Regions from separate parts of the Homo sapiens genome. Here region 1 is linked to region 2. Evidence: chromatin loops called from intact Hi-C (ENCODE). Cell type or tissue: mammary epithelial cell. All regions are shown on one strand. Each heading gives the region's core, and the rest is flanking DNA. Links, peaks and the distances in the headings are about the cores only. Region 1 has its middle 14 kb from the start of ZFP3-DT. Region 2 holds the start of CHRNE (cholinergic receptor nicotinic epsilon subunit).

Region 1 (16,294 bases), core at 6,744-11,743, 160 kb before region 2:
ACTTCTTTTTTTTTTTTTTTTTTTTTTTTTTGAGACAGTTTTGTTCTGTTGCCCAGGCTGGAGTGCAGTGGCACAATCTCAGCTCATTGCAACCTCCACCTCCCGGGTTCAAGCACTTCTCCTGCCTCAGCCTCCTGAGTAACTGGAATTACAGGCACATGCCACCACGCCTGGAAAGAGATCAAAATTCAGAATTTGAAGTATAGGCCGGGGGCGGGGGCTCACGCCCATAATCCCAGCACTTTGGGAGGCCGAGGTGGGCAGATCACCTGAGGTCAGGAGTTTGAGACCAGCCTGGCCAACATGATGAAACCCTGTTTCTTTTTTTCTTTTCTTTTCTTTTTTTTTTTTTTTTTGAGATGGAGTCCTGCTGTGTCACCCAGGCTGGAGTGCAGTAGCATGATCTAAGCTCACTGCAACCTCCGCCTCCCGGATTCAAGCCATTCTCCTGCCTCAGCCTCCCAAGTAGCTGGGGTTACAGGCACTCGCCACCTGTAATATTTGTATTTTTAGTAGAGACGAGGTTTTGCCGTGTTGGCCAGGGTGGTCTCGAACTCCTGACCTCAGGTGATCCACCTGCCTGGGCCCCCCAAAGTGCTAGGATTATAGACATGAGCCACTGCACCCGGCCTGAATGCATTTTCAACTTACAAAATGTTCACCTTACGATAGGTTGATCAGGATGTAACCCCATTATAAGTTGAGGAACATCTGTATCAAGGAGGCCAGAGCAACCAATTCTGAACCTGACCCAGCAAGATCACGTTTTTACTGTGCTTGGATGACAGATCCTTCTTGGGCAAGTTCTTTAAGCCTAAGAGGTGCGTTGGGGTCCTGTAAGGTCCATGTCTGTCTTAGGTGAAACCACCGTCCGTTTCACAGTGGGAGAAATGCAGCACCACCCAGAAACCTCAGCCTCCCAAAAACCACCATGAGAGGGAAGACAGAGAAGAAAAGGCTGGCTTAGAGGAGGGGTCAGTACTGGGCTTTGAGAAGGTGAGCGGAAAGTTGAGGTTGGGGGCGTGGTGTGGCACTGAAACTAGACAACAGCAGAGGGTATAGGGAAAAAGTAATCAGAGGACAAAGGAGAAGAAAGCTGCATCCCAGCATATGAGGCTCATCACCAGGAATCTGGAGTCTTAACAAGGTCAGCAAAATAATCGGCAGGATTGCCACCACGGGCAAGACATCACTGAGCCACGTGTAATAATGTTCTTGTCCACTTCTCAGATCCCCAAATGTGCCTTAGAGCCCCACACAGCACAGTATTCCAGGCAGCTGCTACTATTTGTCTGAATTTGCACATGAGTGACGTTATTTGCCATCGCAGGGTCAAGGCAGTCCTATGTGAATATTTCTGAGGCTCTTTTCTGAGAAAATAGGAAGAAAATCAAGTCCCAGGGTCTCCCACATCATAGGGACACATAAGCTCCCAGTGTGACCAGAAAAGCATAAGACTGCCGGAACAACTCCTATTTCTTCACATTTACTTTACTTTACTTTTTTTTTTCTTTTTGAGACAGAGTCACGCTCTTGTCGCCCAGGCTGGAGTGCATTGGTGCCATCTCGGCTCACTGCAACCTCCGCCTCCCAGGTTCAAGCAATTCTCCTGCCTCAGCCTCCTGAGTAGCTTTATAGTTTCAGGTCTTACATTTGAGTCTTTATTCCACTTTGAGTTGATTTTTGGGTATGGTGCGAGATAAGGCTCTAATTTCATTCTTCGGCATGTGGATAGCCAGTTTTCCTAACACCATTTATTAAAGAGACTGTCAAAAATAAAAATAAAGAGACTGTTTTTTTCTCACTGTGTGTTCTTGGCACCTTTGTTACCAATCAATTGACCACAATTGTTAGATCGATTGGCTCTAACTCTGCTTTCATGGTGTTATTTTCCCAGCTCAAGATGTGGCTCATCAAAAACATCTTCAGGCCGGTGGCTCATGCCTGTAATCCCGATACTTTGGGAGGCCAAGGCAGGCAGATCACCTGAGGTCAGGAGTTCGAGACCAGCCTGGCCAACATGGTGAAACCCCCGTCTCTATAAAAATACAAAAGTTAGCCAGATGTGATGGCGGACGCCTATAATCCTAGCTACTTGGGAGGCTGAGGTATGAGAATCGCTTGAACCCGGGAGGTGGAGGTTGCAGTGAGCCAAGATCGCACCACTATACTCCAGCCTGGGTGACAAAATGAGACTCTGTCTCAAAAAAAAAATAAAAATAAAAATAAAAACATCTTCAGGGAACTACTCAGTCCTCCAACAAGATTCCTTCTCAGTGATGCACCTTTGTCCTTGGGCTGACGCCATCCTCCATACCCCAGTTACTCACTCTTCATACTGTTGTTTTCCATTAGGCCACACACCTGCCCACAATGCTATCCTTGTTCCCACTGCGACTACAAACCATAACTGTGATGATACCTCAGGACCTCTCTCAAATAAAGGGTCCCTTTGTTTCTGGGGCTTAATTCTGTTGCCAACAGCCACAGATTCTCTCTCCGGACAAATCTCGGGATCATGGCCTTCCTCCCTCATTCAAACTCACTCTACCATCTGCAGTAGTGAGTCATTCAAACCATGGTTTTTGATTTCACTATTTTAATGCCATATAAGAAATCTTGAGGTATAGATCTCACACAGGTGAGCAAAATATAGGCTTTGAGTTTGGTTTAAAACAACAATAACAAAAAAAATCCAAACTTTATATGTACCCAACATAGTTTACAAAATCCTCTCATATGTGTTAACTATGGTCAGAGTCCCTTGAAGCTTAGACTGTCTATGGCAACTGTAGATAAGGTATTTGCAGGCAAGGGAGGCCAGAAGTTTAGTGACATGTCAAAGTTTACTCAGATCGAGGCTGGGCGTGGTGGTTCACACCTGTAATCCCAGCACTTTGGGAGGCCAAGGCAGGTGGATCACCTGAGGTCAGGAGTTCAAGACCAGCCTGACCAACATGGAGAAACCCCGTCTCTACTGAAAATACAAAATTAGCTGGGTGTGGTGGCGCATGCTTGTAATCCCAGCTACTTGGAAGGCTGGGGCAAGAGAATCGCTTTAACCCAGGAGGCAGAGGTTGCAGTGAGCTGAGATTGCGCCATTGCACTCCATGCGGGGCAACAAGAGCAAAACTCCGTCTCAAAAAAAAAAAAAAAAGAAGAAGAAGGGAAGAGGTCAGGATTTGCACCTATATCTGCCGATTTCTCATCAGGCTCTTCTCACTACAACCTGATAGCCTTCCTAAAGTCCCACTTAACACACAATCTGCCTCTGCTCCTTTATGGGACCCTGAAGATTCCCAGGCCTGTTTTGCTACTGTTTTTGTTTTGGAGGTTTTTGTTTGTTTGTTTGTTTGTTTTGAGGCGGAGTTTCACTCTTGTTGCCCAGGCTAGAGTGCAATGGCATGATCTCAGCTCACTGTAACCTCTGCCTCCCAGGTTCAAGGGATTCTCCTGCCTCAGCCTTTCAAGTACCTAGGATCACAGGTGCCTGCCACCATGCCCGGCTAATTATTTATTTATTTTTTTTAGGAGAGATGAGGTTTGCCATGTTGGCCAGGCTGGTCTTGAACTCTTGACCTCATGTGATCCACCTGCCTCAGCCTCCCATAGTGCTGGGATTACAGGTGTGAGCCACCGCACCCAGCCTTGCTACTGTTTTGACCATTATTCAGCTAATGGTCAAGATGTGTCCAATTAAATTTTTTAAAATTAATTTAATTTATCATTTTTTTAAAAAAAGACAGGCCTCACCATGATGCCCAGGCTGGTCTCAAACTCCTGGCCTCAAGTCATCTTCCTGTCTCAGCCCTCCAAAGTAACAGGATTACTGTGAGCCACCACACCCAGCCAAAAAAATTTTTCATAAACTACTCAGTCTTCCAACAAGATCCCTTCTTTATGATGAAATCTTTCTCATAGTCAGCTAATGGTCAAAACAGGAAACTTCAAATCTAACATTCAGCAAATCCACATTTGCCTTATGTGTGCATAAAGCATCCCCCTTCTACCAAAATAAAACCCTGTACAATGATGGCGTTTGGGTTACTTAGCTGGCTTCAATACTTGAGTTACTTTAAGACCTCATTCGAAACAAGCACACGCACAAAGCCATCTTGAGTCCTCTCTTCTCACTCCAACCACTCCTCCACTGCCCTTCCTGACTCTTAGCATTTGAGTTAAGTTGACTTGTTGTAGCTTGCGTTGTCTTGTGAGAATATTTGTTTTTCCTTTTTTTTTTAATTTTTTTGAGACAGAGTCTTGCTCTGTTGCCTAAGCTGGACTGCAGTGGCGTGATTTCGGCTCACTGTAACCTCTACCTCCTGGGTTCAACAATTCTGCCTCAGCCTCTCGAGTAGCTGGGATTACAGGCACCCGCCACCACGTCCAGCTAATTTTTGTATTTTTAGTAGAGACGGGGTTTCACTATGTTAACCAGGCTGGTCTCAAACTCCTGACCTTAAGTGATCCACCCACCTCAGCTTCCCAAAGTGCTGAAATTACAGGCGTAAGCCACCATGCCCAGCCATTATAAGAGTATTTTCCATCTCCTCACTCAGTTCTCCACCCTTAGGCATTGCACCTGTGGCACAGAACTGACCAGAGATGGTCTGTACAGGTTGACTGACAAATGCTTACATGGGGCCGGGGCAGTGGCTCATGCCACCCAACATTTTGGGAGGCCAAGGCGGGTGGATCACTTGAGGTCAGGAGTTCAGCACCAGCCTGGCCAACGTAATGAAATCCCATCTCTGCTAAATCCCGTCTTTGCAAAAAATACAAAAAATAGCCGGGTGTGGTGGCACAGGCCTGTAATCCCAGCTACTTGGGAGGCTAAGGCAGGAGAATCACTTGAATCTGGGAGGCAGAGGTTGCAGTGAGCCAAGATCACACCATTGCACTCCAGCCTGGGCAACAAGAGCTAAACTCCATCTCGAAAAAAAAAAAAATCCTTATATGGAAAGTCTTCTGAGATTACCTCGAATTTTAACAGTGACCTTCAAGAAACAGTACCTTAACACAGAAGTCTAATGGCAGGAATTTTAGGCACAGGGTAAAAGTGGTAAAAAGAGCAAAGTAGCCAGCTGACTTTTCAGAGCCCCTCACATCACATTAGATCAATAGGTTTTCTTGGTTGGTTTTTTGTTTTGTTTTATTCTGTTTTTAGACCAAGTCTCGCTCTGTCGCCCAGGCTGGAATGCAGTGGCATGATCTCAGCTCACTGCAACCTCTGCCTCCCGGGTTCAAGCGATTTTCCTGCCTCAGCCTCCCAAATAGCTGGGATTACAGGCGCCCACCACCACACCTAACTAATTTTTGTATTTTTAGTAGAGACAGGGTTTCACCATGTTGGCCAGGCTGGTCTCAAACTTCTGACCTCAGGTGATCCACCTGCCTCAGCCTCCCAAAGTGCTGGGATTACAGGTGTGAGCCACCACACCCGGCTTTTCTTTGAGACAGAGTCTCACTCTGTTGCCCAGGCTAGAGTACAGTGGTGTGATCTTGGCTCACTGCAGCCTCCACCTCCCGGGTTCAAGTAATTCTCCTGCCTCAGCCACCCAAGTAACTGAGATTACAGGCGTGCACCACCATGCCCAGCTAATTTTTGTATTTTTAGTAGAGACAAGATTTCACCATGTTGGCCAGGCTGGCCTTTAACTCCTGACCTTAAGTTATTTGCCCACCTCAACCTCCCAAAGTTCTGGGATTACAGGCGTGAGCCAGCCCCCACCCCCGGCCTCAATAGTTATTTGAATTCAACTTCTGTGTAGGATTGGATGAAAAACACTGACTGACACTAGAGTCCACAATTTTTTTTTCTTTCTTTTTTTCTTTTTTTTTTTTTTTAGAGATGGAGTCTTGCTCTTTTCCAGACTGGAGTACAGCGGCGCAATCTTAGCTCACTGCAACCTCCGCCTCCCGGGTTCAAGCAATTCTCCTGCCTCAGTCTCCTGAGTAACTAGGACTACAGGCTCATGCCGCCACGCCCAGCTAATTTTTTGTATTTTAGTAGAGACGGGGTTTCACCGTGTTGCCCAGGCTGGTCTCGAACTCCTGAGCTCAGTCAATCCACCTGCCTCGGCCTCCCAAAGCACTGGGATTACAGACGTGAGCCACCACGCCCAGCCTCAATAGTTATTTGAATTCAACTTTTTTATAGGATTAGATGAGAAACAATGGCTGACACTAGAGTCCACAATTTCTATATAATATCTGAAGGTCAGAGATCCAAAATGCAGAAACTAGATGACTGACTTATGAGACTGGTTGATCTTGACTGTGGATATTAGAAAACTTAAAATAGGGGAGACTTTCAAATGGAATTGAGGTGAAGTATGTGTGCAACCAGTGTAAGGAGCAGATGTTTGCAGATATTTCTTTTATTTTTATTTTTGAAACGGAATCTCACACTGTTGCCCAGGCTGCAGTACAGTGCTGTGATGTGGGCTCACTGCAGCCTCCAACTCCCAGGCTCAAGTGATCCTCCCGCTTCAGCCTCCTGAGTAGCTGGAGCTATAGGTGTGTGCCACAATGCTCCGCTAATTTTTTGCATTTTTTGTAGAGGTGGAGTCTCCCTGTGTTGCCCAAACTGATCTCAAACTCCTGGGCTCAAGCAATCCTCCTGCCTCTGCCTCCCAAAATTCCAAGATTACAGGCAGGAGTCACCATGACAAGCCTGCAGATATTTCAAATCCATCTGGGTTTCTGCTTCTCCTCATCTTTCTTGTCTCATTAGACATACCTTTTAAACTCTATTTGGCATTTCCTTATTTTTCCATAGGGCCACCCCTGAATCAGCAATTTTGTAAAGTTGTACTCAACCGATGCTCAAAACTAGACTCTTCTCCACTTGTGATTGAGCATGTAATTTGACCTAACAGTGCTGGACCCAAGGAAGTTGAGATTGTTCTTGGCAGTGTCTTTGGTGCCAAAATGTTGGAAGAATCTGGGCCCATTTCCAGCACTAATGGGCAATTGTTGAAAGTCACCAGATCCCACAAGGGTAAAAGCAGCATTACCAGCAGAGATGGACAAACATGTCCAAACTGGGTAAGCAGGTGACATCTCCCATCATCCTAATAATCACTGCTTAATATGGGATGTGGGTTGTAAGAATGACAGGAGACGGGCTGAACCCAGAGGGGCTGGGCTGTGCGGAGACGGATATAAATGATTGTATTAGGACTTTTCAAAATCAAGGGAATTCCCTTCTCTTGACAAGGACTAGGTGTTAAATTATGCAATGCAGTGGACATTTCAGCCTTCTCAGAGAACAAAGAACAGTTCTGCCCCTTTAGTCTCTACTCAAAACAATTGCACCCAACATTCACATATTATTTTGTTTCAGCCCAGCCTTCAGCTTGTGTGACTGGCCAACTGCCCTAAAATCATCTAACACATGAATTCTTTTTATTTTATTTTTATTATTTATTTATTTTTTTTCTTTTGAGATGGAGTTTCACTCTTGTTGCCCAGGCTGGAGTGCAGTGTCACAATCTCGGCTCACTGCAACCTCTGCCTCCTGGGTTCAAGCGATTCTCCTGCCTCAGCCTCCCGAGTAGCTGGGATTACAGGTGTGCACCACCACGCCTGGCTAATTTTTGTATTTTTAGTAGAGATGAGGTTTCTCCATGTTGGTCAGGCTTATTTAATCTCAATTACCTCCTTAAAGGCCTTATCTCTAAATACAGTCACATTTGGGATTAAGGCTTCGACATATAAATTTTGGGGGAATGCAGTTCAGTCTGTAACACCATGCCTCACCCCAGATCAATTAAAATTTGGAGGAGGAGGCTGGGAGCGGTGGCTCACGCCTGTAATCCCAGCACTTTGGGAGGCCAAGGTGGTGGTATGCAACTGTAGTCCCAGCTACTCAGGAGGCTGAGGTAGGAGAAACACTTGAACCCAGGAGGCGGAGGTTGCAGTGAGCCGAGATTGCGCCACTCACTCCAGCCTGGCGACAGGGCGACAGTGTGAGACTCTGTCAAAAAAAAAAAAAAATTTGGAGAAGGAGGGCAAGCATTGGTACCTTTTCTTTTTTCTTTTCTTTTCTTTCTTTTTTTTTTTTTTTTTGAGACACGGTTTCACAGTGTTGCCCAGGCTGGAATGCAGTGGCATGATCACAGCTCACTGCCTCCCATCTCAGCTACCTGAGTAGCTAGGACCACAGGCATGCACCACCATGCTCAGCTAATTTTTTTTTAAATTTTTTGTAGAGACAGGGGTCTCACTATGCTGCCCAAACTGGTCTGGAACTCCTGGGCTCAAGCAATCTGCCCACCTCGACCTCCCAAAGTGCTGGGATTACAGGCATTAGCCACCGTGCCCAGCCAGCATTGGTACTTTTAAAAGAGTTCTCCAGGCTTGGCCAAGCATGATGGCTCATGCCTGTAATCCCAGCACTTTGGGAGGCTAAGGCAAGAGGATCACTTCAGGTCAGGAGTTTTGAGACCAGCCTGGCCAACATGGCAAAACCCAGTCTCTACTAAAAATACAAAAATTAGCCAGGCGTGGTGGCAGGCACCTGTAGTCCCAGCTACTCGGGAGGCTGAGGCAGGAGAATCGCTTGAACCTGGGAGGAGGAAGTTACAGTGAGCTGAGATGGTGCCACTGTAGTCCAGCCTGGGCGACACAGTCAGACTCCATCTCAAAAAAAAAAAAAAAAAAAAAAAAAATGAGCCCTCCGGGGTTAAGAACCACTCATAAAGCATGAGCTTTGAAGACAATCCCACACTCCCCTTGGGCTTCTGCTATTTCCCATGTACCTAGGAAAGTGCCCTGAGCTCTGAGTTTAGGTTCCTCTCCTATAAAATGGGAGTACTATTAGCACACAGGGTTCATGTGAGAATTAAATGAGATACTGCAGACAAAGCACTTCACACCTGCCAGGCTGTCGCAGGTACTATACAATGGCAGTTCCCACTCAGCTACTCCTGCCATGAAGAAGGAGACAGAGAGATTTTCCTGAGGCAGCAGGCAACAGTTGGAAGAAAAGGGGAGCAGGAAAGGGTGTTTGTGTGAGGAAGGTTATCCTTTGCGTGAGGAAGCACAATTAAGTAAACTGAATGTTGAAAGAGAACAAGAGGCTGGGCGTGGTGGCTCAGGCCTGTAATCCCAGGACTTCGGGAAGCTCAGGTGGGCGGATCACCTGAGGTCAGGAGTTGGAGACCCATCTGGCCAACATGGCGAAACCCCGTCTCTACTAAAAATACAAAAAATTAGCCTGGCGTGGTGGTGCACGCCTGTCGTCCCAGGTACTCGGGAGGCTGAGGCATGAGAATTGCTTGAACCCGGGAGGCAGAGGTTGCAGTGAGTCGAGATCGCGCCACTGCACGCCAGCCTGGGCGACATAGCAAGACTCTGTCTGAAAAAGAAAAGAAGGCCAGGCACAGTGGCTCACGCCTATAATCCCAGCACTTAGGGAGGCCAAGTCAGGTGGATCACGAGGTCAGGAGTTCAAGACCCGCCTGACCAATATGGTGAAACCTTGTCTCTACTAAAAATACAAAAATTAGCTGGGCATGGTGGTGCATACCTGTAGTCCCAGCTACTCAAGAGGCTGAGGCACGAGAATCGCTTGAACCCGGGAGGTGGAGGTTGCATAGAGCCGAGATTGCGCCATTACACTCCAGCCTGGGCAACAGAGCGAGACTCTGTCTCAAAAAAAAAAAAAGAGAAGGAGATATGTTTACAGATTTAGGCGTCTTCTTCCCTACTCGGGAATAAAGAGGCAGTTTTCTTGCTGGGCATCAGGTGGCGCCAGCAACCTACAGACAAGAATTTCAACTGTGGCCGGGAAAGTGGATGAGGAAGGACAGTTGAGTCCCAGGTCTCCCTGATGCAGCTGCCACTTTGTCTAGACAGAGAGTCTTCAATCATTTGTCTAAATTTCAGTTAACCCATGAAATTCAGTATGTGGACTAATCCACCTCCTCTAGATTTTTTCTAATTATTTTGATATCAAGAGATATGTATAAACATGCATACTCTTATGTTTGTGGTGTTTTCTTAGACTGGCCGAAGATATTCTCTTTCATTGCAGTCATAGGATTATTCCCTGAGACGAATTATTTGATATTGTCATAAAGATTGACCTAGGCCAGACAGCATTTACCCATCTGTTACATTCAAACAGTTTCTCTCTGATATGAATTATCTGGGGTAGAGTAAGGCATGAACTATAATTGCAGGACTTCCAATATTTATGTCACTCACAGGTTTTCTCCCCAGAGGTAATTCTTTGATGTGGACGAAGATTTGAGCTCTGATTAAAGGCTGACCACATTCAATAAATTATGGGATTTCTCTCCTGAGCAAATTCGGTGATGTAGAATAAGATGAGGATTCTGAGGAAAGGCTTTCCTGCAGTCTTTACATTCAAAGGATTTCTCTTCTAACATGAAGTCTCTAGTAAGGCTAAATTATAGCTAAATATTTACCTGCACTCCTTACTTTTTTTTTTTTTTTTTTTCCTTGAGACAGAGTTTCGCTCTTGTTGCCCAGGCTGGAGTGCAATGGCGCAATCTCGGCTCACTGCAACCTCCACCTCCCGGGCTCAAGGAGCTCTCCTGCCTCAGCCTCCCGAGTAGCTGGGATTACAGGCACGCACCACCACGCCTCGCTAATTTTTTTTTGTATATATATATATTTTTTGTTTGTTTGTTTGAGACAGAGTCTCGCACTGTTGCCCAGGCTGGAGTGCAGTGGCATGATCTCAGCTCACTGCAAGCTCCGCCTCCGGGTTCACGCCATTCTCTGCCTCAGCCTCCCGAGTAGCTAGGACTACAGGCACCCACCACCACGCCTAGCTACTTTTTTGTATTTTTAATAGAGACGGGTTAGCCAGGATGGTCTCGATCTCCTGACTTCGTGATCTGCCTGCCTCGGCCTACCAAAGTGCTGGGATTACAGGCGTGAGCCACTGCGCCAGGCCATTTTTTTCTATTTTTAGTAGAGATGGAGATTCACCATGTTGGCCAGGCTGGTCTCAAACCCCTGACCTCGGGTGATCCGCCCATCTGGGCTTTCCCAAAGTGCTGGGATTACAGGCGTGAGCCACTGCATCTGGCCGACACTCCTTACTTTCACAGGGTTTTTTTCCAATGTGAATTGTGTGATGTTCAGTAAGACCTAAGCTCTAGCTGAAGGCTCTTCCACACTCGACGCCCTTACAGGGTTTTCCCCCCAAATGAATTATCTGATGTTGAACAAGTTGAGATCACCACCTGAAATATTTTCCAGCCAGGGGTGGTGGTTCTTTCCTGTAATCCCAGTACTTTGGGAGGCCGAGGCAGGAGGATGACTTGAGCCCAGAATTTCCAAACCAGCCTGGACCACATAGGGAGACCCTGTCTCTACAAAAACTAAAACAATTAGCCAGGCATGGTGGCACGCACCTGTAGTCCCAGCTACTCGGGAGGCTGAGGTGGGAGGATCGCTTGAGCCTGAGGGGTCGAGGCTACAGTGAGCCATGATCATGCGACTTTACTCCAGCCTAGGCAACAGAGCAAGACTCTGTCTCAAAAAAATGTTCCCACATTTATTACATTCATAAGTCTTTCTACTATGAATTCAACAATATCTAATGAGCTCTAACTTCCCTTTGAAAGTGCTCTCACTGCTGGGCGCGGTGGCTCACACCTGTAATCCCAGCACTTTCGGAGGCCAAGGTGGGTGGATCACAAGGTCAAGAGTTTGAGAACAGCCTGGCCAATATGGTAAAACCCCATCTCTACTAAAAATACAAAAATCAGTGAGCATGGTGGTGGATGCCTGTAGTCCCAGCTACTCAGAAGGCTGAGGCAGGAGAATCACTTGAACCCGGGAGGCAGAGATTGCAGTGAGCAGAGATCGCACCACTGCACTCCAGCCTAGGTGACAGAGCAAGACTCCATCTCAAAAGAAAAAAAAAAGTGCTCTCACATCTACTCTGTTCATAGGATTCTTCCATAATATGAATTCTCTGATTAGAGTATAGCGTTATGGACTGAATATATGTGTTCCCAAAAAATTCATACGTTAAAGACCCAACTCATGGCATGGCTATATTTGGAATAATTAATTGGAAGTAATTAAGGTTCAATGAAGTCATAAATTTGAGGCCCTGGCCAGAAGCAGTGGCTCAGACCTGTAATCCCAACACTTTGAGAGGTCAAGACAGGAGGATGGCTTGAACCATGGAGTTTCAGACCAGCCTGGGCAACATAGTGAGATGCCATCTCTACAAAAAATTTAAAAATTAGCTGGGCATGGTGGTGCATGATTGTGGTCCCAGCTACTCAGAAGGCTGAGGTGGGAGGATCCCTTGAGCCAAGGAGACCGAGGCTACAGTGAACCATGATCACTGGAGCCAAGGAGACTGAGGCTACAGTGAACCATGATCGCTGGGCTACTGCACTGCAGCGTGGGCGACAGGGTGAGACCCTGTCTCAAAAAAAGAGATGAAGAAGAAGGAGAAGGAGAAGAAGAAAGAAGAAAGAAGGAGAAGGAGATGGAGATGGAGAAGTAGAGGAAGGAGGAGAAGGAGGAGGAGGAGGAGGGGGGAGGAGGGAGGAGGGAGAAAGGAAGAAGGAGAAAGAAGAGACACCAGAGAGCTCTCTCATCCTCTCCCTTTCTCCCTCCCTCTCCCCAGCACTCCCCTAACTGCCCCACCACCACCTCCCCATAACCTGCACACTTGCACAGAGGAAAGGCCACGTGAGGACATAGCGAGAAGACAGCCATCTGCAAGCCAAGCAGAGAGCCTTCCCCAGAAACCAAATTGGGTGGAACCTTGATACTGGACGTCTACCCTCCACAGCTGTGAGAAAATAAATGTCTGGTTTAAGCCACCCAGACATGGGTGCCTGTGTCCTTGAGACAGAGGAAAAATGATGACATGGTATTTCATCATGGCAGCCTGAGCAAACTAATACATATGGTGTTAATTTTCTTTGCCACGTATGTCACGTTTTCACCTAGCTCACTGGTAAAGATTTTTTTTTTTTTTTTTTTTTTGAGACAGAGTCTCACTCTGTTGCCCAGGCTGGAGTGCAGTGGTGCGTGCAGGGGTGTGATCTCGGCTCACTGCAACCTCCGCCTCCTGGGTTCAAGCTATTCTCCTGCCTCAGCCTCCTGAGTAGCTGGTATTACAGGCGCACTACCAAGCCTGGCTTTTTTTTTTTTTTTTTTCAGTAGAGACGGGGTTTCACCATCTTGGTCAGGCTGGTCTTGAACTCCTGACCTCGTGATCAGCCCGCCTCAGCCTCCCAAAGTGCTGGGATTACAGGCATGAGCCACTGCGCCGGGCAAGATTATTTTTAATGATACAACTTTGTTGGGGGCAGGGGTGGGAGGTAAGAGCACTTGTTCATTGTTAGAGGATTGCAAATTGGTACAAATTACAGGGAGAGCAAATCTTCCCAAAGGTAATAGTCATGCACCCTTTGACTGAGCAAATCCACTTCCCAAACGTATTCTGCAGATACTCTTGTCTGTAAATTTACATGAATACAAAGTTATTCGGTGCAACGTTGTTCATAACACCAAATAGTGTGAAACAGTTTAAATGTATCCACAGGGAAGTGGTTTAATTAATTAAGATACACCCATAAAATGGGTTAACAGTCAGGGTGGCTCATGCCTGTAATCCCAGCACTTTGAGAGGCTGAGGCAGGTGGATCCTTTGAGTCCAGGAGTTCGAGACCAGCCTGGGCAACATGGTGAAACCCTGTTTCCACACAAACAAAAATATAAACATTAGCCGGGCGTAGTGGTGCTTGCCTGTAGTCCCAGCTACTTAGGAGGCTGATGTGGGACGATCAGTTGAGCCCAGGAGGCAGAGGTTGCAGTGAGCCAAGATTGTGACACTGCACTCCAGCCTGGGAAACAGAGCAAGAACCTGTCTCAAAAAAAAAAAAAAAAAAGGCTGGGCGTGGTAGCTCATGCCTGTAATCCCAGTACTTTGGGAGACCGAGGTGGGTGGATCACCTGAGGTCGGGAGTTCAAGACCAGCCTGGCCAACATGGTGAAACCCTGTCTCTACTAAAAATACAAAAATTAGCTGGGCATGGTGTCACATGCCTGTAATCCCAGCTACTTGTGGGGCTGAGGTAGGAGAATCGCTTGAACCTGGGAGGCAGAGGTTGCGGTGAGCTGAGATCATGCCATTGCACTCCAGCCCGGGCAACAAGAGTGAAACTCTGTCTAAAAAAAAAAAAATTAGCTGGGCATGGTGGCACGTGCCCGTTATCCCAGCTACTCGGAAGGCTGTGGCAGGAGAATCGCTTGAACCCGGAAGTCGGAGGTTGCAGTGAGCGGAAATCGTGCCATTGCACTCCAGCCTGGCGATAGAATGAGACTCTGTCTCAAAAAAAAAAACAAAAAAAAACATAAAAAAGTGGTTCCCAAAAACACTGTGGCTTCCAAAGTGGGAACCAACAGGGCAGGACAGCCTGTGTCCTCAACAAACTCGGAAATTTGTGCTGGGGGAAGGAATATTGGGTCATCACAAGAGAAACCAATGGGGTTAGTGGCAGGACTGAACAAAGGATAAAGCAGTGATGATTCTTTTCAACAGGGAAGTTCTCAGTGTGGGCAGCCTGTGGATTCAGTACTCTCACCTATCCCTGACCTGCCTTTAGGGGCTGTGGCCCTTCCTACCATATGCCCTCCCTACCTGCCGCTTTGCCCTTTGGCCATTTCTTCTCTTCTTGTGTTTCTTTCCCACTTCTACTCTTATTTCTCTCTTCCTCTCAACTTTTTCTTCTTCCTAGAAGGTTTGTGTTTTTTTTTTTTTTAAACTGGTGAAGTTCTATGCTGAAAATCACAGAAGGTTTAGAGTTCCCTAAGGGCCAAAAGGATTGCTGACTCTTACTAAACTTAGTAACCTTAAACGAAATTTGAATCCACTAGAGGAGCCTAGTAAAAATCAATCAAATGGATGGGCGCGGTGGTTCACGCCTGTAATCCCAGCACTTTGGGAGGCGGAGGCAGGCAGATCACGAGGTCAAGAGATCGAGACCATCCTGGCTAATATAGTGAAACCCCGTCTCTACTAAAAAGACAAAAATTAGCCAGGCGTGGTGGTGCGCGCTTGTAGTCCCAGCTACTCGGGAGGCTGGGGCAGGAGAATTGCTTGAACCCGGGAGATGGAGGGTGCAGTGAGCTGAGACCACACTACTGCACTCCAGCCTGGCGACCGAGCAAGACTCCGTCTCTAAAAGAAAAAAAAAATCAGTCAAACATATTTTAAGATCTCTGCATTTATTGAGCACACTGGAGTTACACTCAGTCTAATGGAAGAGGTGGACATGTAAAATCAAAGTTATCTGAAGTAAAGTACTTAATATAATGCTCTGCATGCTCAGAGCACTACAGGCACGCGCCACCTTGCCTGACTAATTTTTGTATTTTTTTGTAGAGACCGGGTTTCACCATGTTGCCCAGGCTGGTACAGACTGTAGTTAAGAGTATATATATCCGTAGGCTGGGAGCCGCGGCTCACGCCTGTAACCCCAACACTTTGGGAAGCCAAGGCAGGTGGATCACTTGAGCTCAGGAGTTTGAGACCAGCGTGGGTAACATGGCAAAACTCCATCTCTACTAAAAATACAAAAATTAGCCGGGCATGGTGGTACCCACCTGTAATCCCAGCTACTCAGAAGGCTGAGGCACGAGAATTGCTTGAACTCGGGAGGCAGAGGTTGCAGTGACCCGAGATCATGCCACTGCACTCCAGCCTCGGAGACAGAGTGAGGCTAAAAAAAAAAGTATATATATATTAAATATTATATTTGTTATGTATATATAACAAATTTGTGAACCTGAACAAGAAACTGACAGCAGTAAAAGAAACACAGACCAGGCTGGGCGCAGTGGCTCACGCCTGTAATCCCAGCACTTTTGGATGCCGAGGGGGACAGATCACCTGAGGTCAGGAGTTAAAGATCAGCCTGACCAACATGGAGAAATCCCATCTCTACTAAAAATACAAAATTAGCCGGGCGTGGTGGTGCATGCCTGTAATCCCAGCTACTCGGGAGGCTGAGGCAGGAGAATCACTTGAACCCGGGAGGCAGAGGTTGTGGTGAGCCAAGATCACACCATTGCACTCCAGCCTGGTCAACAAGAGCAAAACTCCAAAAAAAGAAAGAAAGAGGCCAAGTGCGGTGGCTCACACCTATAATCCCAGCACTTTGGGAGGCCGAGGCAGGCGGATCACGAGGTCAGGAGATCAAGACCATCCCGGCTAACACGGTGAAACCCCGTCTATACTAAAAATGCAAAAAAATTAGCCAGGCATGGTGGCGGGTGC
Region 2 (14,678 bases), core at 9,679-14,678:
GCGGAGGCGGGTGGATCACTTGAGGACAGGAGTTCAAGACGAGTCTGGGTAACACAGCAAAACCCTGTCTCTACTGAAAAATATTTTTAAAAATTAGCCTGGTGTGGTGGTGCATGTCTGTAATCCCAGCTATGCTCAGGAGGCTGAGGCACAAGAACCCCTTGAACCTGGGAGGCAGGGGTTGCAGTGAGCAGAGATCTCGCCACTTGCACTCCAGCCTGGGTGATGGAGCGAGACTCTGTCTAAATAAATAAAAATACAAAAATTAGGCCTGGCACGGTGGCTTACATCTGTAATCTAGCACTTTGGGAGGCCGAGGTGGGTGGATCACCTGAGGTCAGGAGTTCGAGACCAGCCTGGCCAACATAGTGAAACCCCATCTCTACTAAAAATGCAAAAATTAGCCGGTCATAGTGGCACATGCCTGTAGTCTCACCTACTCCGGAGGCTGAAGCAGGAGAATTGCTTGAACCCAGGAGGCAGAGATTGCAGTGAGCTGAGATCGTGCAACTGCACTCCAGCCTGGGTGACAGAGCAAGACCCCATCTCAAAAATAAATAAATAAATAAATGCAAAAAATAAAAAGTGATTTAAAAGCCAGGGGCGATGGCTCATGGCTGTAATTCCAGTACTTTGGGAGGCTGAGGTAGGAGGATTGCTTGAGTCCAGGAGTTTAAGACCAGCCTGGGCAACACAGTGAGACCCCGGCTCTACAAAGAAATTTAAAAATTAGCTGGGTGTGATAGTGTGGACCTGTAGTCTCAGCTACTCCGGAGGCTGAGGTGGGAGGATCACTTCAGCCTGGGAGGTCAAGGCTGTGGTGAGCTGTAATGGTGGCACTGCAGCCTTGGCAACTCTGTGAGACCCTGTCTCAAAAATAAATAAATAAATGTATACATAAATAAGTGATTTAAGTTTATTCCTTTTTCTTTGTAACCAAAAGAGTCCACCTAAAACAAAACAAAAGTTGGAATCAAAAGTGGGTTTCCGTGGAAGTGATCCTGAGTCCGATAAGGATCCTGAGTCCGATAAGGAGCCTGGATAGTTGAAGTAGAATGTTTCTATCCAAGGTTTGCATGAGAGAGTCACTAATTAATCTGTCACCTGGGGGATCTTGGACTTTAAACATGGGCACTGTTAGCAGGCATTTGGTCAATTGGTGGCTTTAGCTCTGGGTCAATTCCAGGAGAGAAAGTGTATTTTGAGCTTTCTAGACTGGATTAGTTACTGTATTATAAATTCCTAGGGCACCTTGCCAAAGCTGTTCTGCTACTTTGTTTTAATGTCTGTCTGTCCCTCTGGATGGCAGACTTTGGAACAGCAGGCACTCAGAAGCATGGCCCATGTTCTAAGAGGCAGGAGCTGCTCCATGCATTGGGAGAAGATTGAAAACATTAAATAAGGAACCTCCTTGGGCTTTTCTCTCTGTCTCATGTCTCACTTTTATAAGCGTCCTCTGATGTCTTTCTTTTTTTTTTTTTTTGAGACAGTCTTGTTTTGTCGCCCAGGCTAAAGTTCAGTGGCATGATCTTGGCTCACAGCAACCTCCACCTCCTGGCTTCAAGCGATTCTCCTGCCTCAGCCTCCTGAGTAACTGGGATTACAGACACCTGCCACCATGCCCAGCTAATTTTTGTATTTTTAGTAGAGATGGGGTTTCACCATGTTGGCTAGGCTGGTCTTGAACTCCTGACCTCAAGTGATATGCCTGCCTCAGCCTCCCAAAGTGTTGGGATTACAGGCCACTGCGCCCAGCCTAAAACAACGTTTGAACATTAGAATTAAGAATTTTTTTTTTGTAGAGATTGGGGGGTGTCTCACTATGTTCCAGGCTGGTCCAGAACTCCTGAGCTCAACCTATCCTTCAGCCTTGACCTCCCAAAATGCTGGGATTACAGATGACAGCCACCTAACTCAGATACCACTTTCTTTTTAAATATAGACTTCCCGGGCCAGGTGCGGTGGCTCATGCTTGTAATCCCAGGAGGCCGAGGCGGGTGGATCAGCTGAGGTCAGGAATTTGAGATCAGCCTGACCAACATGAAGAAACCCTGTCTCTACTAAAAATACAAAATTAGCTGGGCATGGTAGCATATGCCTGTAATCCCAGCTACTCGGGAGGCTGAGGCAGGAGAATCACTTGAACCCAGGAGGCAGTGAGCCGAGACTGCACCATTGCACTCCAGCCTGGGCAACAAGAGTGAAACTCTGTCTCAAAAATAATAATAATAATAATAAATAAAAATAAAAATAGACTTCCAGCTGGGCGCAGTGGCTCACGCCTGTAATCCCAGCACTTTGGGAGGCCGAGACCGGTGGATCACGAGGTAAGAAGATCAAGACCATCCTGGCCAACATGGTGAAACCCCATCTCTACTAAAATACAAAAAATTAGCAGGGTATGGTGGCGCGCACCTGTAGTCCCAGCTATTTGGGAGGCTGAGACAGGGGAATTGCTTGAACCTGGGAAGTGGAGGTTTCAGTGAGCTGTGATCACGTCACTGCATTCCAGCCTGGGCAACAGAGACTCTGTCTCAAAAAAAAAAAAAATTAAAAATTAAATAAATAAAAATGGACTTCTATTTACTTTTAGTATTAATAGTATAAATAAGTATTGGTAGTAGGAGCATTAAAAGTCAAGCCAGCCATGGTGAAGTGAGGCTGCAGTTGATGCTACTCAGGAGGCCAAGGCAGGAGGATCATTTGACCTCAGGAGTTTGGGACCAGCGTGGACAACATAGCATAGCGAGACCCTGTCTTGATGAAAAAGTTAAAAAATTAGCCAAGTATGGTGGTGTGCGCCTGTGATCCCAGCTATTCAGGAGGCTGAGGCAGGAGGATCATTGAGCTCAGCAGGTCGAGGCTGCAATGAGCCAAGACTGCACCACTGTGCTCCAATCTGGGTGACAGGTGTACTTGCTGTTTTTTTTTTTTTTTTTTTTTTTTTGAGACGGAGTCTTGCTCTGTCACCAGGCTGGAGTGCACCGGCACGATCTTGGCTCACTGCAACCTCTGTCTCCTGGGTTCAAGATATTCTCCTGCCTCAGCCTCCTAAGTAGCTGGGATTACAGGCACGTGCCATCACACCCAGCTAATTTTTGTATTTTTAGTAGAGATGGGGTTTCACCATGTTGCCCAGGCTGGTCTCGAACTCCTGACCCCAGGTGATCCGCCCACCTTGGCCTCCCAAAGTGCTGGGATTACAGGTGTGAGCTACCGTGCCCAGCTGTAATTACTTCTTGCCTCCTTTCTGTTTGGGATTCCCACCTCATCAAACTGTTTAGGTACTGGGAGTTCTTAGTAGTTTTTCTCTGATATTGAATCCTTTCCTCCTGAACTTTGAACATCAGCTGGACCCTCTTCTGGCTTCTGCAGCGGCATCATCTCTGCCACCACCTTCTCTCTTTCTGAAGGCAAGCCCACAATGTGGTGGAAACTGCCCGTGAACGCAGCATCCATTCTTTGCTGATATGGGGATTCTCCTTCTCGATTCATTCTCGTCTTCTGCCTCTGCGCTGAAGTGAGAAGCAGATTCGAGATCTTTTCTTTTCTGTTTTTATTTTTTATTTGTTTTATTTTTTTTATTGCAGCAGAGGCTCACTCTGTTGCCCAGGATGGAGTGCAGTGGCGCAATCTGGGATCGCTGCAACCTCCACCTCCCAGGTTTAAGCAATTCTCCTGCCTCAGCCTCCTGAGTAGCTGGGATTACAGGCACGCACCACCACACCCGGCTAATTTTGTATTTTTAGTAGAGATGGGGTTTCTCCATGTTGGCCAGGCTGGTCTTGAATTCCTGACCTCAGGTGACCCGCCCGTCTCGACCTCCCAAAGTGCTGGGATTACAGGCGTGAGCCACCGCGCCTGGCTGAGATCTTTTCTAACAAGATGAACGGTATGGACTCTCCTTCCTGTACTGGTAAGTTGCAAGGACTTTTGTTTTCTCTTCTTTACCCAAGTTTGTGGAGAGATTGCCTCCTGGGGAGGGTGAGTGCTTAGCCCTGGCCCTGGGGCCGCCCTGGTGGCCTCCCTCTCCTCTTTCTCTCCATCTCCCCCTCCCCCACCCTCCACATTTTTATCCCTCTTTGAAATCACTTTGGAGTTTTTACCATTTTTGTTCATCTCTTTCCTAGGCACCAGCCCCCTTCTGCTCTGGTGTGCTGTTCTCCTCCAAGTCCAGATCTTCCTCTCTCCCGGGGTTTCTCACCGTTTCCCCACGGTGCCCAGGTTTTGTCAGCTCTTCATGGCTTTCTGTGAGGGCTTCATAAATACAGCAGAGATGTCACTGGTTACAGACATTTTCTCCCAGTTTGTTGTTTGCTTGCCTTTCGTTTCATAGTTTTTGCCCTACAGAAGTTGATGTATTTTTTCTTTTTCTTTATGGTCTCTGATTTGGGCTCTAGGGAAAGGAAGGAAGGCCTTCTTTCCTCTGAGATACTAATTAGTTCATTAATTCTTGTTTGGTCTATGACTTTCTTGGCTTCAGTTTTTTTTTCTTTTTCTTTTTTTTCTGGTCTCAAACTCCCTACCTCAGGTGATCCGCCCGCCTCAGCCTCCTAAAGTGCTGGGATTACAGGCGTAAACCACCGCACCTGGCCTCAAGTGGAACGCTTTACTTTTCTTTTTCTTTTTGTTTTTATTTCTGTAGAGATAGGGTTTCGCCATGTTGCCCAAGCTAGTCTTGAACTCCTGGCCTCAAGCAATCCTCCCACCTTGACCTCACAAAGTGCTGGGATTACAGGTTGGAACCACCACCCCTGACCTGAAAATTCTTTGGTTTTTTTTTTTTTGTTTTTTTTTGTTTTTTGAGACAGAGTCTCACTCTGTCACCCAGGCTGGAGGGTGCAATGGTAGGATCACCACTCACTGCAACTTCTGCCTCCCAGGTTCAATTGATTCTCCCCCATTTCCACTTCAGCCTCCTGAGTAACTGGGACTACAGGTGCATGCCACCAACCGGACTAATTTTTTTTTTTTTTTTTTCCTGAGACAGAGTCTCGCTCTGTCGCCCAGGCTGGAGTGCAGTGGCGTGATCTCGGCTCACTGCAAGCTCCGCCTCCCGGGTTCACGCCATTCTCCTGCCTCAGCCTCCCGAGTAGCTGGGACTACAGGTGCCCGCCACCACGTCCGGCTAATTTGTTGTATTTTTAGTAGAGACGGGGTTTCACTGTGTTAGCCAGGATGGTCTCCATCTCCTGACCTCGTGATCCGCCCACCTCGGCCTCCCAAAGTGCTGGAATTACAGGCGTGAGCCACCCTGCCCTCCCTGAAAATCCTCATATATTAAGCCAAGAAAAGGGAGATATATTGGAAAGAGGCTGAGTTTCCTCATTCCATCAAAGGACTTGTGGGCAGCCAGCCTGTAGCAGCTCTGCTGGGCCTCAGGTATTCCTGGGGCGGGGCGGGAACGCTGAGGCGCATTCTTGTCTCTGCTCGTCTGCGTCTCAGCTGCATTCTCTCTTACACACGTAAAAAACGAGGAATGAACATGGCAGCCCATGCATCCAGGTTTCATAGCTTGTGGCAGCAGAGACAGACTGCTTTCCTGTGTTTTGTTTGAGAACATTCCCAGGGAAGGGACTTTCTTTGGCCTGGCTTGGGTCAGGTGTCCTCCTGAGACCAGTCCACTCTGGCCAGGGGTGGGCTGTCTCCGTTCCAGGCAGATCCTCTGGGCCCACAGGATTGGAGACGGACAGTTCTCAGAAGAAGGGAAGGTGCTGGAAGATAAAGCACCCGTGACTTCATGTATTTCCCTCATACGGGCTCGTGCCTGTAATTCCAGCACTTTGGGAGGCCGAGGCGGGTGGGTCGCCTGAGGTTAGGAGTTCGAGACCAGCCTGGCCAACATGGTGAAACCCCGTCTGTACTAAATATACAAAAATTAGCTGGGTGTGGTGGTGCGGCCTGTAGTCCCAGCTACTCGGGAGGCTGAGGCAGGGTAATCGCTTGAACGCGGGAGGTTGCAGTGAGCTGAGATTGCGCCACTGCATTCCAGCCTGGCCAGAGAGGGAGACTCCGTCTCGAAAAAAAGAAAATAGAAATCCGGGTCTACTACACCTCCCTGCTCTGGTTCAGCTGAACCTACTTCTGTCCACAAATCAAGAGCAGGTCTTTGTGTGGAGTGGAGAGGGGGCCCTCCTCTGGCCAGCCTGGGGATATTTGTGCTGTGAGGGCACTGAAGGCAGAGAGGCCGCGGCCTGGCAGCCTGGCCGCTGGAGTCAGCTGCAGCTGTTCTGCGCTGCTAGCCAGAAGCCGGCAGGCGACGGGAGTGGCTTCCTGTTGAGCTAGTTCTTTTGGGTCTTACTTGGAAGTCAAAGCATCCCGGGGTGTGTGTGTCTGTGTGTGTGTCTGTGTGTGTGTGTGGGTCCATGCCTGTGTCTGTGTGTATGTGTGTATCTGGGTCTGTGTGTGTGTGTGTGTGTCTGGGTGTGTGTGTGTGTGTCTGGGTGTGTGTGTGTGTCTGTGTTTGCGTGTCTATGTGTCTGTGTCTGCGTGTGTCTGTGTGTATCTGCGTGTGTCTGTGAATGTGTGTGTGTGTGTGTGTCCGTGGCTGTGTGTGTGGCTGTGTGTGTGTCTGTGTTTCTGTGTGTGTTTGTGTGTCTGTGTCTGTGTGTGTGTGTGTCTTTGTGTCTGTGTCTCTGTGTGTCTGTGTGTGTGTCTGTGTATCTGTGTATGTGTGTGTCTCTGTGTGTGTGTGTGTGTGTGTCTGTGTGTCTGTGTGTCTGTGTGTGTAGGGGAATTGTCAGGCAGCCCATTCAGGTTCTGGGGAATTTTCATTATGAAAATACGAACCATCAGCCCTGGCTAGCAGGCCTGTGCCTGACTCCACTAACTCGGCAGGAAGTCTCAGCCCCCGAGGCAGTCCTCACTGTGAGCAAACCAAACCTAGACAAAGACGGTGGCTGAGCGTTGCTCCCAGCGCTGGCAGGAACGGTGGCTGAGCTTTGCTCCCAGCACTGGCAGGAACGCACTGCTGTGATGTGGGAAGTGGCAAGAGCCCCTTCCGGAAACTCCTCCAGCATGAGGAGCAAGGCAAGCCCCTGGGATGCACTGGTCACTCACAAGTTGCAGCTCCAGCCCCTGGCTCTCAGGTGAATGCGGTCTATGTGTGAGGCCCATGGCCACTGCAGCCTTCCAGGAATGAGGATTTCTACTCACTGTAACCCGCACCTCTCCTATGCAGGTTGTTGGCTCAAATGTAGTTTTGTTAACTATTGCATTTTATTATTATTATTATTTTGAGACAGAGTCTCACTCTGTCACCAGGCTGGAGTGCAATGGCACGATCTAGGCTCACCGCAACCTCTGACTGCCTGGTTCAAGGGGATTCTCCTGCCTCAGCCTCCCGAGTAGCTGGGATTACAGGTGTAATCCCCTGGCTAATTTTTTGTATCTTTAGTAGAGACGGGGTTTCACCATGTTGATCAGGCTGGTCCCAAACTACTGACCTCGTGATCCGCCCGCCTCGGCCTCCCAAAGTGCTGGGATTACTGGTGTGAGCCACCGTGCCCGACTAAGTTTTCTATTTTTAGTAGAGACAGGGTTTCACCATGTGGGTCAGGCTGGTCTTGAACTCCTGATCTCAAGTGATCCACCTGCCTTGGCTGCCCAAAGTGCTGGGATTACAGGCACGAGCCACCTCACCCAGCCCACTATTGCATTTTCTATGTTGTGGGGTGTGTGTGTGATGTATTGTTTATACATGATGTAGTTGTGGTGCTTAAGTTGAGGATTTAGCCCATCATTTGGAGAATGGATGGAAATCAGACCTGAGTGAAACTACTTAGAGCAGGGGACACTGGACTCTGGGCTGAGAGTGTTTTTTTTTTTTTTTTTTTTTTTTGAGACTGAGTCTTGCTCTGTCACCAGGCTGGAGTGCAGTGGCGTGATCTTGGCTCACTGCAAGCTCCGCCTCCCGGGTTCACGCCATTCTCCTGCCTCAGCCTCCCGAGTAGCTGGGACTACAGGCGCCCGCCACCATGCCCGGCTAATTTTTTTTTTTTAATTTTTAGTAGACACGGGGTTTCACCATGCTAGCCAGGATGGTCTTGATCTCCTGACCTCGTGATCCGCCCGCCTCGGCCTCCCGAAGTGCAGGGATTACAGGCGTGAGCCCCCGCGCCCGGCCCGGAGTGTTTTCTTGAAGGACCCTTGCCATAATCACTTTTTTTTTTAATTCCCCCAATCATTTATCCTTTAAGTTACCAACCATGCAATTACACTCTTAAGTTTTTTTTAACATGTACAATGAAATTATTATTGACTACAGTCACTCTGTTGTGCTATCAAATAGTAGGTCTTATTCTATTTTTTTTGTACCCATTAACCATCCCCACCATCCACCTACCTGCCCACTACCCTTCCCAGCCTCTGGTAACCATCCTTCTACTCTCTATGTCCATGAGGTCAATTGTTTTGATTTTTAACTCCCACAAATAAGTGAGAACATGCAATGATTGTCTTTCTGTGCCTGGCTTATTTCACCTAACATAATGATCTCCAGTTCCATTCATGTTGTTGCAAATGACAGGATCTCATCCTTTTTTATGGGTGAATGGTGCTCCATTGTGTATATGTACCACATTTGCTTTATCCATTCATCTGTGTTTTTCTTTTTTCTTTTTTTTTTAAACAGTTTTCTCTCTTGTTTCCCAGGCTAGGATGCAGTGGCATGATCTTGGCTCACCATTCATCTGTTTTTTAAAATTTTATTTATTTATTTACAGATGAGGTCTCACTATATTGCCCAGGCTGGTCTTGAACTCCCAGGCTCAAGCAATTCTCCTACCTCAGCCTCCCAGTGATGACCAATGATGCTGAGCACGTTTTCTTATACCTGTTTGGCATTTGTGTGTCTTATTTTGAGAAGCGTCTATTCAAATCTTCTGCCCTCTTTTTGATCAGATTATTAGATTTTTTTTCTCATAATCACTTTTTGAAGCAAGATTTCAAGTTTGAATCCTGCTGGGGAGGATAGAGTGAATTTATATTAACTGTATTAATTTATGTATATTTCATATATTTGTATATATTTCAGCTCTAGCAGTGAGAATGGCATCCTGGCAGGCCGTTTTGGGAGCTAAACATATAGGAGAAGTGGGCTGGGTTGCTAGAGGGTGAATTACCAGACATGTGGTGTCAGGGCCTGCCACACCCACTATCCATCCTAAACAAGGCAGTCTTAGGCCAACCCCATGATCCTTCTTCAGTGTTGGCACCCCAAGCCCTCAGAGCATCAGGCAGTAGCAACGGGAACAAAAGTGCTGCCTCTGCAGAGAGAAGCCAAGAAGTTGGTCTGGGGCTAAGACCATGGTGAAATGATGCACAGGTGACGAGAAAGCAGAAACTACACAGTAGAAAGGGGACATGCAAAGTAGGGGGAATGGGCAGTGCTGACGAAGTGAGAGGAGCAGAGAGCGGACAGAGCGGCAGAGACAGATCAGGAGACAGGCTCTGGAGCTGCCTTGGCCTCTGACACTGGTCTAGTAAGTTCCAGTCCATGTGCAAGACTACAGGAAACCTAGGAGAAACTTCATTTTTTTGTTTTTTGAGATGGAGTCTCACTCTGTCACCCGGGCTGGAGTGCAGTGGCACGATCTCGGCTCACTGCAACCTCCGTCTCCCAGGTTCAAGTGATTCTCCTGCCTCAGCCTCCCGAGTAGCTGGGATTACAGGTGCCAGCCACCACACCCAGCTAATTTTTGTGTTTTTAGTAGAGATGGGGTTTCACCATGTTGGCCAGACTGGTCTCGAACTCTTGACCTCAGGTGGTCCACCTGCCTTGGCCTCCCAAAGTGCTGGGATTACAGGTGTTGAGCCACCGCATCCAGCCGGAAACTTCATTTTTTTGAGATAGGGTCTCGCTTGTCACCCAGGCTGGAGTGTAGTGTGATCGTAGCTCACTGTGTCCTTGATCTCTTAGGGTCAAGCAATCCTCCCGCCTCAGCCTCCTAAGTAGCTGGGACTACAGGCATGCACCATGATGCCTGGCTAATATTTTTTGTTGTTGTTTATTTATTTTTGTAGAGATGGGGGGTCTCACTGTGTTGCCCAGGCTGGTCTTGAACTCCTGGGCTCAAGTGATGCTCCAGCCTCAGCCTCCCAAATAGTTAGGATTACAGGCATGAGCCACTGTGCCTGGCCAAAACCTTGCTTTTCTGACAGATCTGATTCACCCTAGCTACAGATTCTATAGCACCTGTTTATTTTTATGCTTCTCATAGTCTGGCATCACTGGCTGTTGATAGGTCTCTGTCATTAGATGATAACTCCTTGAGGCTTGTTTTATCCATCTCAATAACCGTAGCACTCGGCCCTGTAAGGGGGAACTTTGTAGGTGTCCACTGATGTTTGAATAAATATTTGCATTTATCACAATTCTTGTCCCAAGCCTTGACGCGGAAGCTCTGGAATAAGCAGCAGCACAGATTTGAGACTTAGTCCATGTACCAGCCACATGCAAAGAGGTAAGCTGGGTCAAAGAGACCCAGAAAGGGAGTCTGAAATGGAAATCGTGGGGTTGATAAGGCAGCAGTGGAAACAGAGGCTTTACACAAGTGTGGGAAATGGACTAGGAGGACACTCTGTTATTTGATGTGTCCTCGCTTGTAACATGGAGGTGATTATGACCTACCTCATAGGTGGGGGAAGGAGACCCAAAGGTGATGGACCCGAAAGTGTTTTGTGAAGGGTAAAATAAACACAGGTGTGCGAGATCAATAGAGTTGATTGATAAGTCTCATGCATTATTGCCAATCTACTTGTGTGACCCTGGATCCCGACCTTAGCATCCCCTTTCATGTATTCAGGACAGTGATCATTGCTTTGCTGGACTGCTGTGAGGAAATGAGATGTAAGCAGAAAATATGCTTAGGCCAGCCCCTCCTACCTCACGAGGAACACCTGGACAGTTTCCTAAAAATACAGATTCCTGGCACCCTAGTCCCGAAATCATAATTCTCTGGGAATGGAGCCTAGGAATCTGAATTTAAAATAAGCACCCCTCCAGGTGATTAGAATGGTTCAAGAAGGCTTTAAAAAACACTGAGGCCGGGCGTGGTGGCTCACACCTGTAATCCTAACCCTTTGGGAAGCTGAGGCAGGAGGATCGCTTTAGCCCAGGAGTTTGAGAGCCGCAGTGAACTATGGTGGTGCCACTGTACTCCTGTCTGGGTGACAGAGTGAGATCCTGTCCCCCCACCCCCTGCAAAAAACAAAAAACAAAAAAAGAAACAGAAAAACAAAAAACATCGAGGCTGGGCGCGGTGGCTCACGCCTATAATCCCAGCACTTTGGGAGGCCCAGGTAGGTGGCTCACGAGGTCAGGAGATCGAGACCATCCTGGCTAACATGGTGAAACCCCATCTCTACTAAAAAATACAAAAATTAGCCGGGCATGGTGGCATGCGCCTGTAGTCCCAGCTACTCCAGAGGTTGAGGCAGGAGAATCGCTTGAACCCGGGAGGCGGAGGTTGCAGTGAGCCGAGATCATGCCACTGCACTCCAGTCTGGGCGCCAGAGCGAGACTTGGTCTCAAAAAAATTTTTTTTAAAAAGGAACATCAAAAGGATCTATTAAGGTGTCATCAGGTGTGTGTGTATGTGTGCACGTGTGTGTTTAGGAGAGTAGGATGGGAAGACGGTACTATCATCTGTGACCACAAGGTGGCAGCAGGGATAGACAAGGAGAAACAAGTCTCCCACCCAGAGGGGCTGGGCATGGGCAAACCTGGCGATCAGGTTGTGGAAGGAGGTGGGTCCTTTACATGATCTCCTTTGCTAGATGGAATCTCTGTACCGCAGGGCTAATCCCCTGTGACCACCTGTCTCTTTATCAGGTCTTTATGGAGACTGTTTTTTGCCACTCTGTCGGCAAGAAAGGCATTGTGAGCTTGGGTGGTGATAGTGTGTGTTCCACATGGGTGAGAATGGGAGGCAAGGGGTGTGTCACATCCCCAGATGTGTTCATCAGTCAGGGTCACCTACACAGGGCAGCTTACTCAAAGGACAACAGTGCCTGCTGAAAGCAGTGTCTCCCACCCCCTGCTACTAGAATTGTGGTTGCAGGTGCCTCTCAGGAGACGCCCACATCTGTGGCTGGGGAGTTGGCCAAATACCAGGCAAAGGACGCTGGGCTGGGGCGGGGCAGGGGCAGGAAACACAGGATGGGGCAGCTGCCTCTGGAAGCAGCCAAAATGTCCCCAGCTGCAGCAGGGGTGAGCAGAGGATTAGGTGACAGTCCCCTAACAGCCCGGAACTAACACCCTCCTCCCCCTCACACAGGCACCCTGGCATGCCCCCTCCAAGCCTGCCAGAGCTCAGAATAACCCTGAGAACCACGCAGCAGGATGGCAAGGGCTCCGCTTGGGGTCCTGCTCCTCTTGGGGCTTCTCGGTACGGACAGGGGCTAGAGGGGCAATTGGACACACACAGATACTGACATGAAGGGACTGGGAAGACAAAGACAGAGACCAAGATGGAGACTTAGACACAGTATTTCGTTCCCAGGCACAGCATAATTGGTTTAGGAGACAGATACTGATAGTACACAGCCTCAGAGGCCTGTGAGGACCCAGGGGAGGCAGAGGGGAGAGAGGTGCTCCAGCCTCTTCATTGCCAATGACCCTTCCTTCTTGACCCCATCGCAGGCAGGGGTGTGGGGAAGAACGAGGAACTGCGTCTTTATCACCATCTCTTCAACAACTATGACCCAGGAAGCCGGCCAGTGCGGGAGCCTGAGGATACTGTCACCATCAGCCTCAAGGTCACCCTGACGAATCTCATCTCACTGGTAAGCTACCCCCACCCTCATCTTAAGCCAAAAATCCCACTTCTGGCCCCAACCGCTGAGCTCTGTCCTAAAGCTCACTTCTGGCCCTGAAATCTCACTTCAATCATCCCCATCTCCCATCTGCAGAATGAAAAAGAGGAGACTCTCACCACTAGCGTCTGGATTGGAATCGTGAGTCAAATCTGGGGAATGGTGTGAGGTCTTGTCCAGGGCACCCCTTTTCCCCCAAACCCCTCCCAGGCAGCGCCAGGTGGGAGATGCAGGGCACGCGGCCTTCCATCCCCCACCCCTTAGGATTGGCAGGATTACCGACTCAACTACAGCAAGGACGACTTTGGGGGTATAGAAACCCTGCGAGTCCCTTCAGAACTCGTGTGGCTGCCAGAGATTGTGCTGGAAAACAAGTGAGAACCGGGCCAGACGCCAGGCTGGAGGGAAGCCGGCCTGGGGTGCGGGCTGGACTTGGTTGGGGAAGGGGGTACTCTGAGAGGGTGCAGACCTGTGCAAAAAGCTCGGTTTCCCCGAGCCCACAGTATTGATGGCCAGTTCGGAGTGGCCTACGACGCCAACGTGCTCGTCTACGAGGGCGGCTCCGTGACGTGGCTGCCTCCGGCCATCTACCGCAGCGTCTGCGCAGTGGAGGTCACCTACTTCCCCTTCGATTGGCAGAACTGTTCGCTTATTTTCCGGTGGGAAGAGCTACTCCGAGGCCCGGACGATTATTGTTGGGGGGGGGCCTTATGGGGCGGGGCCAACCGGGAAGCACCGCCCTCGGGGCGGGGCTTCGCGCTGGAGGCGGAGCCAGGCGTAGGCACTGGGTGGGACGCTCCAGCGCGGCCGGAGGTACAGATGGGAACAGAGGCGTGCGGGCTGGGCTTGGGTGAAGGGGTGGGCTTGGGATCGCGGCCCCGCTAGATCCCAGCTTCCAGGGCTGGGCCTGAGGCCGGGGCCCAGGTCAGAGCTTCTGGGGTGGGCTCCCGGCCCTGGCTCCGCAGCTCTCAGACGTACAATGCCGAAGAGGTGGAGTTCACTTTTGCCGTAGACAACGACGGCAAGACCATCAACAAGATCGACATCGACACAGAGGCCTATACTGGTGAAGCCCCTGCCTGCTCAGAAAAACCCGCTTCTAGACGGGGTCCAGAGAGGGGACTTCCACGGTGGGCTTGCCCCGGACCAACGACACTGGAGGATGACTTCCACAACTGGGTTTAGCTTACCCCTGTCCTGAAATCATTCTCGATTGTTACTCTAGTCCTGCCTTCTGGCTTTCCATACCCTCAACGAGAATGCCCTTTTCTGTCCGTAATTGCCCCCATCCTGACGGCCCATGACCCTGGTGCAGACAGCCGCAGCCTCCTCTTCAGCCCGCTGTCAGCTCGGCGGGCGCCCCGCTCTGACAGCCAGCTGACCGTGCCCCCGTCCCGCAGAGAACGGCGAGTGGGCCATCGACTTCTGCCCGGGGGTGATCCGCCGCCACCACGGTGGCGCCACCGACGGCCCAGGGGAGACTGACGTCATCTACTCGCTCATCATCCGCCGGAAGCCGCTCTTCTACGTCATTAACATCATCGTGCCCTGTGTGCTCATCTCGGGCCTGGTGCTGCTCGCCTACTTCCTGCCGGCGCAGGGTAAGCAGTGGCCCCGAACCTACCCCCAAACCCGGGCTCGCTCCCGGGAGGCGGGGCCCGCTCTCACTGGCTCTCCCTCCAGCCGGCGGCCAGAAATGCACGGTCTCCATCAACGTCCTGCTCGCCCAGACCGTCTTCTTGTTCCTCATTGCCCAGAAAATCCCAGAGACTTCTCTGAGCGTGCCGCTCCTGGGCAGGTGAAGCCGGAGCCCCCGCGGGGGTGTGGCCAGTGTGAAGGGTGGGGGCGTGGCCAAAACCCAG

What was found. A loop is a pair of places that touch in the nucleus more often than their neighbours do. Peaks named below come from ENCODE experiments on the same cell type or tissue, not always from the same donor. Only the 100,000 strongest peaks of a DNase experiment are listed, where the experiment ranks them.
Region 1: a loop joins it to region 2, with 8 times the contacts of the local background. A loop is called at or near these places in 90 of 110 quality-filtered maps.

What each region holds. Positions count from the first base shown.
Region 1 is chr17:5,056,050-5,072,343 of GRCh38, reverse strand. It overlaps the pseudogene LOC100421332. Among named protein-coding and RNA genes, the nearest start is that of ZFP3-DT, 14 kb to the left of the region's middle. RefSeq lists an enhancer at 9,263-10,023. In mammary epithelial cell, for the core only: a CTCF peak has its summit at 9,765 (motif pointing right); no DNase peak of the experiment used is centred there.
Region 2 is chr17:4,900,729-4,915,406 of GRCh38, reverse strand. CHRNE (cholinergic receptor nicotinic epsilon subunit) reads left to right here and starts at 12,309. Exons shown (of 12, transcript NM_000080.4): 1 at 12,309-12,389; 2 at 12,644-12,786; 3 at 12,913-12,957; 4 at 13,081-13,190; 5 at 13,320-13,475; 6 at 13,782-13,882; 7 at 14,217-14,417; 8 at 14,500-14,614. The coding sequence starts at 12,344. C17orf107 (chromosome 17 open reading frame 107) reads right to left here. Exons shown (of 3, transcript NM_001145536.2): 3 at 12,473-14,678. RefSeq lists enhancers at 5,079-5,905, 6,123-6,292, 11,905-12,124, 12,314-12,955, 12,956-13,597 and 2 more and a silencer at 11,479-11,773. In mammary epithelial cell, for the core only: a CTCF peak has its summit at 11,650 (motif pointing right); DNase peaks (open chromatin) are centred at 11,866 and 11,966.